2 separate regions of the Homo sapiens genome follow, and region 2 is linked to region 1. The links are chromatin loops, found by intact Hi-C in ENCODE. Cell type or tissue: GM12878. All regions are shown on one strand. Each heading gives the region's core, and the rest is flanking DNA. Links, peaks and the distances in the headings are about the cores only.

Region 1 (6,354 bases), core at 548-5,547:
AGGCTATGTTTGATCTTGGGGTGGGGACTGGCCTGGGGAGGACAACCATTTCCTGCAGTCTCACAAACCACCGGAATCTTCTTCTCTGTGGATTTAATTAGATCCAATACTTAGTAAACGATCATATTTCCAGCCCTAAACCTTACAAATTGGTCTTGAGCTATATACAATGATGGCGACAAATGTTTCCTGGGGGTTGAGGGTGGGAGGTGGGGGTAGGAAACACACACACACAAAAACCCCACAACAACATTTTTTTCTTTTTCTTTCTTTTTTTTTCTTTTTTCTTTTTTTTTTTTTTGAGACAGAGTCTCACTCTGTCGCCCAGGTTGGAGTGCAGTGGCTCGATCTCACTGCAACCTCTGCCTCCTGGGCTCAAGCGATTTTCCCACCTCAGCCTCCTGAGTAGGTGGAATTACAGGTGTGCACCACCACACCCGGCTAATTTTTGTATTTTTAGTAGAGATGGTTTTTGCCATGTTGGCCAGGCTGCTCCTGAACTCCTGACCTCAAGTGATCTGCCCACCTCGGCCTCCCAAAGTGCTGGGATTACAGATGTGAGCCATCATGCCTGGCCAAGAAAACAATGTTCTGATTTAAAGGAACTGGAGTGGTAGGTTTTTTTCTTTTTTTCCCCCCAATCTTGATTTTCACCAACGTTTTTACTGTGGAGGTTTAGGTCATGTGATTAACCATGTGATTAACTCAGATTTAGACCATTCTGAGAAAGCTTTTGCAGTGGGAATACTGTCCTGTTCATAATAAGCACAACAAAAAACTTACAGATATATTTATATAAAGGAAAAACCAAAATAGGTGTAGGGTAACATTGAAAGCTTAATGCTTGCACAAAAGTCCTCTTTGTTTAAGTTTCTTTTTAAAAATGAACTCACAAAAAAGGTGCAAAAATTAATACTGTGTCCTGGTCCTAAGCTTGAGGCAGATCCTGCATCTTCAATTTAATCTTCTTTTGTGTTCCTTATTCACCCCAGTGATTAGAGGTGGCCTTAAATTTCAGCACTTAAGTGGTGCTTCATGACTTCTTGAACAGGTTAAATAAATAATATCTATATCCCCCAAATTTAACATGACGTGTTGTTAAATGAAGAAGAGAATGAACTATTATCCTTTGTATTTGAAGATTATTCTACTCATGGTGATCACTGATCATGTGTGCAAGCTAGAAAAAGATGTGAATGACCTGCTCCTTTTCATGCTGTAATCGAAGGAGGTCTGGGCTAATTTTCAACTCTGCCCTCAAGATCCTTCTTTACATGTTATCTTAATACTAATGTCACAATAATACTACTACTGCTACTTATAACAATAGTGATCATGATGATGCTGCCACCAACAACAGTATAATAGTAGGAGACTTAATACCCAATATTCTTGTTGGATCTTTTATCAAAATACTGTGATATGGGCAAGGATGTTATTGCCCCTATTTTCCGAACGTTGGACACCGTGGTCATCTGTCTTTTACTGTTCTCAAGAATATTTAAATTAAAATGGAAAAACACCTATTTAATTCACTTTAAATATTAGTAAAATAATATCTTTGCATTGTTCAAATTCTGTCTTAAGTGACTGACTGGTTTTCTTCTATTTGTTTCCATCCTCAAATGATACCTTTCCATCCACAAAAGACTGAACCAAAGACACAGCTCCCATTTTCCTATTCGTTTTTTCATATGGAAGTTTAATGGTGATTTTATTCCAAACCTTGCACAAACATAAATACTGCATTAAAGGAAGATGAATTTATTTTGACCTTTACTGAAAATGCACTGTGAAACAAAGCACTTAAGCATTTATAGCCTGTTAGACACTCACATTACCCACTTCCATGTAGATAAGAAAGTCTTTCCCAGCAAAAGTAATGTTCACAAGCAGAGCAGTTTTACGGGGCACTTAACTGCAAAGCCAGATATTATCATGTTCTTCACTATGAGTCTGTTTTGCTTGGTTTTATGCATCTAAGATCTATAGAAATTAAGGGAGTATCTAAAAATGTTACATTCAAGAATCATAGAGGATGACTTTTTTTGATGGGTTTTGATGAAAATACAGGATATCTGCAACAAAATACTTGGGGAAAAACATTATTTATTAGAAAGGAGATGGAGTGTTTGGGGATTTTGTTTGGTTTCTTTTGAACTAGTTTCTCCCATCTCCCTCCTGTAAAGAAATTGGTGGCATTGTTTCAGTAATTTTTGGTTAAAAGTGGGTTCCACTTCTATTTATAATTATTAACATAACCTGTCCCCTTAAAATAGACCACCCTTTCTTTGCATGGGCAGAAATGAGTATTTTGTGCATTTTATTTTTTGCCATGATCCTTCTCCTTTAGTCATAAGCCTCTGACTGCAGAGCTATTTCCTCCATCTAGATTCTTGTGTCAGAGAGTTGAGATGTTAAACCACAGCAACCATGAAACTTTAAAATCTCTGATGCATGATGAATGGGTGCTGGGCAAAGCAGCTTAAAATCTATGCTTTTGCTTCTCTTTAAACACTTTAAATTGACAGCGCCATAGATCAAACATTTTTACTGAGAGGAGAAGCTTTGGCAATTTAACTTAAACAAGTGCAGAGTTACCATCATCTCAAGACCTCACCCCTCCACAATTACCCCTTCCACCTAGCAGATTGGGTACATTTCTCATTGAGAGCAAGTGTGTGTGTGTGTGTGTGTGTGTGTGTGTGCGCTCGCGCGCGCGCAGTTATGCTACAGGGCAGCGGCCTGTAACCGGGCGGGTATAACACCCCATGCAACTTCCCCCACCGACCCCCATCCCACCCAGTCTCACCCCCAAGGAGGTTAGCCGGGGGATTCCGCCCGCGGCCCGGGACGTCGCGGAGCATGCGCCATGGTCCCGCCTCCGCCCACCGTTACCACAGCCTTCCACCTCCCCTCTCTCCTCATCCTCCTCCTCCTCCTCTCCCTCCCCACCCCCCTCCTGGAGCAGCGAAGTTGGCGCGCTGCCCATTCAGGCGTTCAGCGTCAGCTCCTCAGGGATCAGCAGGCAAAGTCACAGTCTGCACAAACAGAGCTTTCAAATTCATAAAATTCATAGGATTTTTCACAAATGAATGAACACAATTTTCTACCAATTTCCTCATTATGCAAATATGCAAAATATCAAATTTAGGCCAATTAGGGTCCTCCACAGTCCCAAATTCACCCGTTTAAGCCATAATTGCAGAAACTATCAAATAATTACGGTCGCTAATTGGAAATATTTGTGACAGATACAACAAATTCTTGCACAAATTACATTTCATTCGAGGAACCACTGCGCGCCACTGAAATTTTATCGAAGTCTAATTTAACTTACATAATGAGTTGAATTGAGTACTTGTTATCAAATTTGAGCAATTCATAGCCCCGTAATGTGGAATGATCAAATAAATTAAAAGGGAATTTATTCAATATTTTGTTGTGATCCTTTTCTCGGAACCATTGCTATTTTGCAGGGAATTTCCTCCTCCCGCGGCCCGGGGCGGGTGCCTGGTGTCACTGAAGCCCCGGCGGTGCCCGCGGCGGCGGCGCGAGGAGGCTGCGGGTGGCGGGGAGCCGGGAGCCGGGAGCCGGGAGCGAGAGTGCAGAACCCCAGCTCCGAACCGCAGCAGCCTCCGCGCCGCGAGCGACCGGGCTGACGCCCTGTCGGCGTCCAGCTCCGCAAGCCCCGGGCTGTCGGAGGCCCGCTCGGGCCCTTTGCTTTGTTTTCATTAATTGGGTGGAGGGGTCACCGAACACTTCCGGGTGAAGCAAGGGGGAGTCCTAGAAAGGATTTGACTTCTGGAAGTGTAAACACACGCGCGCGCACTTGCACACGCGCCTACACACGCACTTCTCGCGCGTGCACACACGCACACATGCACGCCGCGCACACCCACACCACACACGCACACGCCACATAGACACTTGATCACACGCGCACACGCCACGTGCAGGCACACACATTGTCCCTCTTACACACCCACCACACAGACACACACCCACATACACGCGCGCGCGCGCACGGGACCGCCCGCACCTCGCGCCGGCCTGTAAAAGCCTTGCTGGAGTAGAGCAGAAGCGCGCCCCCTCGGAGTTCCTCTCTCCTGAGCCGGCCTGCCAAGGGTTAACTGCTGGATGGAGGGTCCTGCGATGGTCGCGCGCACAGTGTCCCACGGGCACAGTCACACATAGACACACACATACACACACTCTGGGAGAGGGAACGCGCACTCGCGCTCCCTGGCCTTTGTGTGTGTCCTCGGGAGAGGTCCAACTCCGAGTAATTGAATGGCACTCTAACCAGTAGTCTAAACCCTCCCTGACACGCGAATCCACGCGGCCCCTCTGCACGCATGTCCCTCGCGTGCGGCAAACACACGGGCTGCCGGGATCACCCTCTCCCGAAGGTCAGCCTTGCAGAGAGGGCATTCATTTTCACTTTGCACAGTCGCGCAACACACTCACTAGCACATTTTTTTCCAACTGCCTGTGGCCTCGTTGGCGGGTTATAAATGTCTCCTTCTCCCTGTGATTTGTTTAATCCGTGGAAATGGTGCTGGTCCTATGTAAACAAGCCAAGTGCGGAATGAAGGCAGTCACCCATGCGTGGCCAGCCTGCCTATTTGTCAGAAAACCTTCATAAATACTGAGCTGGGGCTGGGCAAGGATGTGATGTCTCCATTTTTGCCAGGAAAGGGCACGAGGAAGACAAAGCGAGGCACGGCAGCGTGTAACCTTTAAGGGACAGATAGTCTGGGAGCTCGGAGGAAGCTCTTGGGCTAAGTCAATGAGGGAAAATGACGGATGCGGGGCTGACTGCGCGCCTGGCGTCGGCTGGGCGGGAGGAGACAAGGCCCGGGCGTTTTTATACCAGGGAGCACACAGATAAGGGCCACATTGCCTCAGGCCGGGCCCGCGAGCCCGAGGCCTTATGAGGCCTTACGGCTGGGCCAGAGTTGCTTCTTGAGAAGCGAATCTCAGACACCCGCAGGTCTGCAGGCGCACCACCCCTCCTAGTAAACCCGTCCAAATATTTTATTTCCAACCTCACCTGGTTTCATTCAAAGCAAATTCCTGGTGTCCCGGGCAGGTAGACATGGAGCAGAGCTGCGGACCCATCTCTCGATTTGTCAAAACGTCCGTGGGTGACCTGTCCAAGCTCTGTTTGCCCACCCCTAGACTTATGATCCAGCTCCCAAACCTGCGCTTTTTTTTTTAAAGAACAATGCATATGTGGCTAATTACACACTCCTAACAAAAGCAGTAATTACCGCCTGTAATTATCATCGTCCTTATTTAGAAAAAATGTGAGAAAATGTTGAATATTAAAACATGAAAGCAGCTATTAATCAAACCTTTACACCTTCTTTAACTCAGGCGTAATGGTGGGTATTATCATAAATCTACTCTGATAGTAACACAAGAATAATGAGTTCAGTAATGATAGCGATGATGATCATAATGATTTTAACCAACAAAGAATGGTGTAGATTTATTGCTAATAATGTGGTACAGGAACCTCTTTCATTAAAATTACCTATGTGTGTTCTCCTCGCTGGGGTAACCTGCATGTGTGTGTGTGTGTGTCTGTGTGTGTCTGTGTGGGGTGTTGCCACCTTCCTCTGTGGCTAAAGATCAAAGCTGGTTGTTTGCAGCGTATTGACCTCTCTCTGGAAAGCCTTTATCTGAGTCTCTGTCTGGACACAGGGTCCTCCCTTCTCCCCTCAGAAGAATCTAGTTCAGAGACTCTTAGAGGGGTGGAGTGGATGCGGGAGGCCTAGGGCCTGGAGAGAAAGCATTTTGTGGGGCAGGCCTCCTCCTCCAATCTACCCAACTCCTCACCCCTGCACCCTCTCCAGAGAAGGTCACTGTGGGGGAGTGGAGGATGGCATTGGCTATGGTAGATCTTCCAGGTCACAGTCTCAGAAAAGGGGCCGGGTTGGTTTGGGGCTTTGATTGATACAATGAAAAGAGGAGGGGGATAAGGATTCAACCCTTGAGACTCCAGCTTTAAACTTTGTTTTCTCTTCCAAAGTAAAGGGAAGCGCTCCAGGTAGCCTAGGGCCTACGCTTAGAGACCATTAGCCATTCAGAAGCGCGAATGCTAGGGTACTAGCCAGGTGGAAAACACAATAAAGAGAGGGAATGTTCAGTTCACCTGAATGTACTCTTGTTTTTAATGAAATTAACTTGACATTTGTCCTTTGCAAATATTATGAAAATTATCAGTGGAAACCCCTGTTTTAATGTAAACTTTTTTTTAAAAAGACCCCACTTTGGGACATAGTGCTCCATTTCAGTGAGTGGGAGCCCCAGGAGTTCAAACTCCCAAACCTAATTTTGCCTCTG
Region 2 (6,062 bases), core at 766-5,765, 85 kb before region 1:
CTATAACACATTTTCGTGCAAGCCTTTTAATGGAGGCTGTTTATTTTTACCGGGCTTGTTTAGTTAGGACCTAGGTTTTCTGATTCTTTGTTCTGTGCCACTTTCATAAACAGGTCAACCCATAGAGACAGAAAGAAGTCTATTACTGTTTTCAAGAATTGAGATGCCTAGTATAAAATTAGCCTCTCAAACAGGAGGCGTTTAAGACCTTTAGACATTTAAGACTTTTAGATTCATTGTAATGAAACTGTGAAACACCAAAGTCAAAAAGAAAATATTTAATGAGTTCAGAGAAAAGAAGATAGGTAACTTATAAAGGAACTACATTTAGACTTGCTGACTTCTTTATAGCAACAATAAAAATCATAAGAAAATTAATAATATAGTCAAAGTGCTCAGAAAAATAACTGTCAACCAAGAACTCTGCATTCAGCTAAGTTATCATACAATAGTGAGAGAAAAATGAAAATGTTTTTAGACAAACCCTGAGAGCATATTTTACCAATAGATCCTCAGTGAATAAGAAAATTGAATCCAGAAGGAAGAATTGAGATGAAAGAATAGGAAGCAGGGCTGGGCACAGTGGCTCACACCTGTAATCTCAGCACTTTGGGAGGCTGAGATGAGCCTGAGGTCAGGAGTTCGAGACCAGCCTGCCTAACATGGTGAAATATCGTTTCTACTAAAAATACAAAAAATTAGCCAGGCGTGGTGGTGCTCGCCTGTAATCCCAGCTATTCTGGAGGCTGAGGCAGGAGAATTGCTTGAACCTGGGAGGCGGAGGTTGCAGTGAGCTGAGATTGCACCATCGCACTCCAGCCTGGGCAACAAGAGCGAAACTCCATCTCAAAAAGAAAAAAAAAAAAAAGGAAGCAAATAAATATGTGAATGAGTCCAAAGAATAACTGACATAAAGCAACAGCAACAATAGTAATTTACTGGGGATTAAAAAAAAAAACTAAATTTAAAATATTGAACAGCAGGTATATGGAAAGCAGGAGGGGATTACTTGAAGTTAAAGTGTCCCTTTTTTTTTTTTTTTCTTGAGATGGAGCCTGGAGTGCAATGGCGCCATCTCATCTCACTGCAACCTCCACCTTTCGGGTATTTTGGGTTCAAGTGATTCTCCTACCTCAGCCTCCCGAGTAGCTGGGACTACAGGTCCCAGCTCACCCAGCTAATTTTTGTATTTTTAGTAGAGACAGGGTTCACCATGTTGGCCAGGCTGGTCTCAAACTCCTGACCTCCGGTGATACGCTCATCTCAGCCTCCCAAAGTGCTGGCATTCCAGGCGTGAGCCACGGCGCCTGGCCTGTAGGTAAAGGGTTCTAAGCTCCATGACTTGTTGAGGAGGCAGAATAGATAGTGATTAACTTTAGATTTTGGTAAGCACATGGGCCAAATTTTTAAGAATAATAACTATTCTTAAAGCTTGTTGAGATTTTGTTACATATTCATGTTATTCAAAATTTTTAAAAAATAACCTCTATAAATGCCTACTGATGCTGATACAACTTCCAAAACCAGGGCACTTGGGGAAGAGAAGGAGGGAGAGGGAAGGAAGGCAAAGAAACTTCAACCCATCTGCCAGAATGCAGGAAAGAAAAGAAGAGAGAGAGAAAAATAGGATAAAAGAGAGTGTAGAATAAGATGGTAGAAATAATTTCAAACATATTAGTAATATGTGTATGTAATTTGCCTAAACTTGCCAATTCAAAGAAATTATTAGACTGAATTTTAAAAATCTAGCTGTATTTTGCTTATAACAGACAAATCAAAATTATTAGGAAACAGTAAGACTAAAAGTAAAAGACTAGGGGAAAAAAGTTGGTAGCTTCATTATTACCAAACAAAATAGACTTCAAGGCAAAAAGTATTATTAGAGAAGACATATGGACACAGTGTGTGGAACCAGACATTTGAAAAGCTGTCGTATCATGTGAAAGAGAGATTCTACATCAAAAACACACTCACATGATTTTGTATGGCTCAAAAGGACAGAACAAAAGGTAGAAATTATAGAGGCAGGTATTGACGCAATGTGTTGGAAAGAGCTTTCTGACAATTAGCTCTCTGCAATGAAAGTTCTGTTTCTGAAGGTATTTGGGCTGTGGCTGTGGATGCATGAGCAGAGCTAGACAGATTGTGTCCAAATTTGTGCATTAGAATCACCTGGAGAGCTTTTTAAAAACATATTTCATGGCTTCTTTCCAGACTTAATGAGAAGATTCTACACCCTAGGGATCTGCTTTTGAAATGCACCCCAGGTGATTTTGATGTAGCTAGCTCAGAACTGATCCGTGGAATAGCATTTGGGAACGCTGGCCAGATGACTCCTAAAGATTCCAGTAGCTGTGATGTTTAGTAATTTAATAATGCCTTGCTGGACATTTACCTGTGAACTAGAGAGATTACTAGAAACTGGAGAGGTGACATCATGGTTTTCAGGGTACAGAATAATGGAGGCTAAGAATATCTGCAGTTTGTTGTAACTGGGTGAACAGCCCATGTGCTTTCTCCACCGTTCACAAGCTTTTCAGAGATGTTGGTAAAGATGATGGAAATTAACATTCTACTCAGAACAAATGGCCTAAGAGGTCCAACATGACTTACTGTTTACATCTCCGACACCCTCATTTTCATTATGGAGAGACTCTGTTACATGTCTAGTGGCCCGGAGCACTGTGTCTCAAACTTTTCCTGAGCACACGGATTACCTGAGAATCTTGGTAAAATGCAGATTCTGCTTCGGTTGAACTGGGGAGGGATATGCATCTCTAACAAAGCTTTCATTTCTTTTTTTTTTTTTTTTTAATTTCATTCCCTTCTATTCTAACAAAGCTTTCTATCTTCTCAATTTATCACTCAGTATTCAGGAACCTTCTTTTTCTTTAGACAAGATAAAGAGAGAAGTTCTCTGGTCTCCCAATGACCCTTTACCTCCTTATTCTAAATGATCATTTTGTCTTCCTTTTGCTGTGAACTGATAAGTAGAAGAGGCTGGAAACAGTGCTATGGGGATTGGGTTTTGCAAGAGATACGGGAGTCAGAACAAAATTTCAGAGCTGAGAATGGTGACATCTTAAGAGCTTAGACTTCTATTCCTACCCAGAGCAGGATAGAAGCCCTTCCTGGCCTGTCAAAAGACCGGCATTCTCCCCTCAGAATGAACTTCTTTGTTTCGTTTTGAAAGTTTCTGTTCTTTCATAAGTCACTTAATCTTCCTGAGGCTGTTTTTCCCCTGAGAAATGCTAATTAGATTTTCATGTGCTTTATAATTTATTATTATTTTTCATTAAGGTAAAATTCATATAACAAAATTTACCACTTTGAAGTGTACAATTCAGTGGCATTTAGTACACTTACAATGTTGGGCAAGAGCCACCTCTATCTAGTTCCAAAACATTTTTATCACCCCAAAAGAAAACCCTGTACTAAGCAGTCACCCCCTCTTCCTGCTTCTTCCTAGCCTCTGGCTACCACCAATCTGCTTTCTGCCTCTATGGATTGACCTACTTTGAGTATTTCATATAAATGGGATCATATAATATGTGATCTTGTGTGTCTTGCTTCTTTCACTTAGCATAATGTTTTCTGGGTTCAGCCACACTGTAGCATGTTTCAATACTTTGTTCCTCTTTTTTCTGAGACGGAGTCTCACTTTGTTGCCCAGGCTGGAGTGCAGTGGCACAATCTCGGCTCACTGCAACCTCCACCTTTCAGGTTCAAGCAACTCTCCTGCCTCAGCCTCCAAGTAGCTGGGATTGCAGGTGCACGCCACCACCTCACCCAGCTAATGTTTATATTTTTTAGCAGAGACAGGGTTTCACCATGTTGGCCAAGCTAGTCTTGAACTCCTAACCGCAAATCATCTGCCAGTCTCAGCCTCCCAAAATGCTGAAATTACAGGCATGAGCCACTGCGCCTGGCCCATTCCTCTTTATGGTTGACAAATATCCTATTGTCTGGATATACCACATTTTGTTTATCCATTCGTCTGTTGCTAGAGATTTTGGTGTTTTCACCTTTTGGCTATTGTGAATAGTGCTGATAGAAACATTCATGTACAAGTATTAGTTTGAGTAACTATCTTCATAATTTATTATTTTTAAATGTACCACCTCATTTGTTTTTCAAGTTAGGTTGAGAACAAGAAGTATTTTACTGACAAAAAACAAGCTCAGAGTGATTTGCTCAAGATTTCAAAGGTAGTAAGCAACCAAGAAAGTCAAAACTCCTGACAGAAACTCCAGTGCCCTTTCAACTTATACCACAGCTGTCTCAGCTGGCTTGAGAGTCAAAAAGGAGAATGTCTGCAAAAATGATTAGCAGGCTGTAAAGCACTGTGTATATAAGGTGGTGTTCGTAGTTAGTCTTTGATATGCCAACTGACGCTATGGGAGCAGTTTCCCTAGCGGGAGGTCAGCATGTGCTGTCTCTATTATGGCCAGAAGAGAGATTTTAGAATTGCAAAAGGTATAACAGAGTGGTTGGACACCAGCAAAGGAGTTTGACAAGGCTGTCACATCTGTTCAATATTTCTACTGAAATAATCATGGGTATTGCTGTTGATGGTTACCATAGTGGTATTAAGGTTGGCAGAAGGAGATGATGTAATCTCGAGTATGCTGATGACATCCTGGCTGCTGAGTCTGTGGTTTCTGCACCAGAAGAGCTGGCGCCTTGGACTGGGGATGATTTAGACGCCGATACTGGCAGCTGAGAAGCAGAATATTTTAGCAGCAGCACAAACTGGAAGTGAATAAGAAAAGCAAGTGAAGGGTTACGCTGCCATAGTTTATGATAGGTAGTGAGAGCCACAACCCTCTCGCCTGTAAAAGAGGAGAGCAAATGGCCTAGTAAGCATTCATGAGGGGTGATCCAGAGCATAAAATGTCGCTGTGGCCTCACCCTATCTTGCCATAGACCTTTTCTTGGTTCTAATTTAGACCCAGTGTCTGATTAGTATGAAATAGCTGTTAGCTGAGCCTCAATTTGCAGACTTTTACCAAAGGAAGAGATGAAGAGCAACATGGAAGTGTGGCTACTGTCAAGCTGAGTTAAACCCAGAGTGATGACGACAATATCTTGGTGAAGGAGAAGAATGACAACAGGCTGAAAGAAAGCATCATCTGTTTCCAGAATCCTGGAACACTTCCTGCTGAAATAACTCATTCTGTGTGTCTTCATTTTCTGACAAGCAAATCTTGAAGAACAGAACTGGCATTCGTCAGGGCAAACACTAGAAGTATGCGGGTCTCCAGAAGGATCTGTGACAGGGCTTGTGAAAACTGTGTTTTTGAAGAATTCATCGTCATGTGAAAGTTCTTAGAATCTTCTTTGAAATAAAAATAGATCTTTATACCAAAATGTTCTTATGATTTTGAAAATAACACCCACTCATTGCTGAAACGTACTGAAATATGTGAAAGATAAGAGGAACAAATCATGCTATTTTCACAATTAAGAAATAATTAATGTTATGCCTTATTTTTTTCCAATATTTTATCTGTCTACATTTATTTTCTATGTATTTGGGAACCTACTTTATGTTCAATTGGTTTTCTGCTTTTAAAAATTTCACGTTTGTACATGGTATATTTCTGGCTGCTTCTCTGGATCCAAGGGTCATTCTGGGCTTTGGATTTCCTGTAGAATGGCTGTAATATTCCAGTTAGAGCCGAGGAAACTCGAAGCCTGGACTTGTCCATTCTATTAAGATAGGACATGAGGCCCGGCGCAGCGGCTCACGCCTGTAATTCCAGCACTTTGGGAGGCCGAGGTGGGTGGATCACTTGAGATCGGGAGTTCAAGACCAGCCTGGCCCCGTCTCTACTAAAAATACACAAATCAGCTAGGCATAGTGGTGGTCACTTGTAATCCCAGCTACTCAGGAGGCTGAGACAGGGGAATCACTGGAACCTGAGAGGTGGACTTCGCAGTGAGCCGAGATCTCCCCACTGCACTCCAGCCTGGGCAGCAGAGCGAGACTCCATCTCAAAAACAAAACAAAACAAAAAAGATAGGACATGACAGATTCAAGAAAACCACTCTCTCTGGTA

The links. Peaks named below come from ENCODE experiments on the same cell type or tissue, not always from the same donor. Only the 100,000 strongest peaks of a DNase experiment are listed, where the experiment ranks them.
Region 2: it touches region 1 in a loop (2.3-fold over the local background); 3 of 110 quality-filtered maps call a loop at or near these places.

The regions. Positions count from the first base shown.
Region 1 is chr5:77,849,230-77,855,583 of GRCh38, reverse strand. No RefSeq gene overlaps it. Among named protein-coding and RNA genes, the nearest start is that of TBCA, 76 kb to the right of the region's middle. RefSeq lists enhancers at 3,368-3,875, 3,876-4,385, 6,277-6,354. In GM12878, for the core only: no CTCF peak of the experiment used is centred there; DNase peaks (open chromatin) are centred at 1,937 and 2,663; H3K4me3 peaks cover 2,373 bases; H3K27ac peaks cover 2,266 bases.
Region 2 is chr5:77,934,798-77,940,859 of GRCh38, reverse strand. All of the region lies in intron 1 of LOC101929154 (a long non-coding RNA gene), which reads right to left. Among named protein-coding and RNA genes, the nearest start is that of TBCA, 160 kb to the right of the region's middle. RefSeq lists silencers at 3,563-3,732, 5,653-5,827. In GM12878, for the core only: no CTCF peak of the experiment used is centred there; DNase peaks (open chromatin) are centred at 3,169, 3,579 and 4,659; H3K4me3 peaks cover 941 bases; H3K27ac peaks cover 2,857 bases.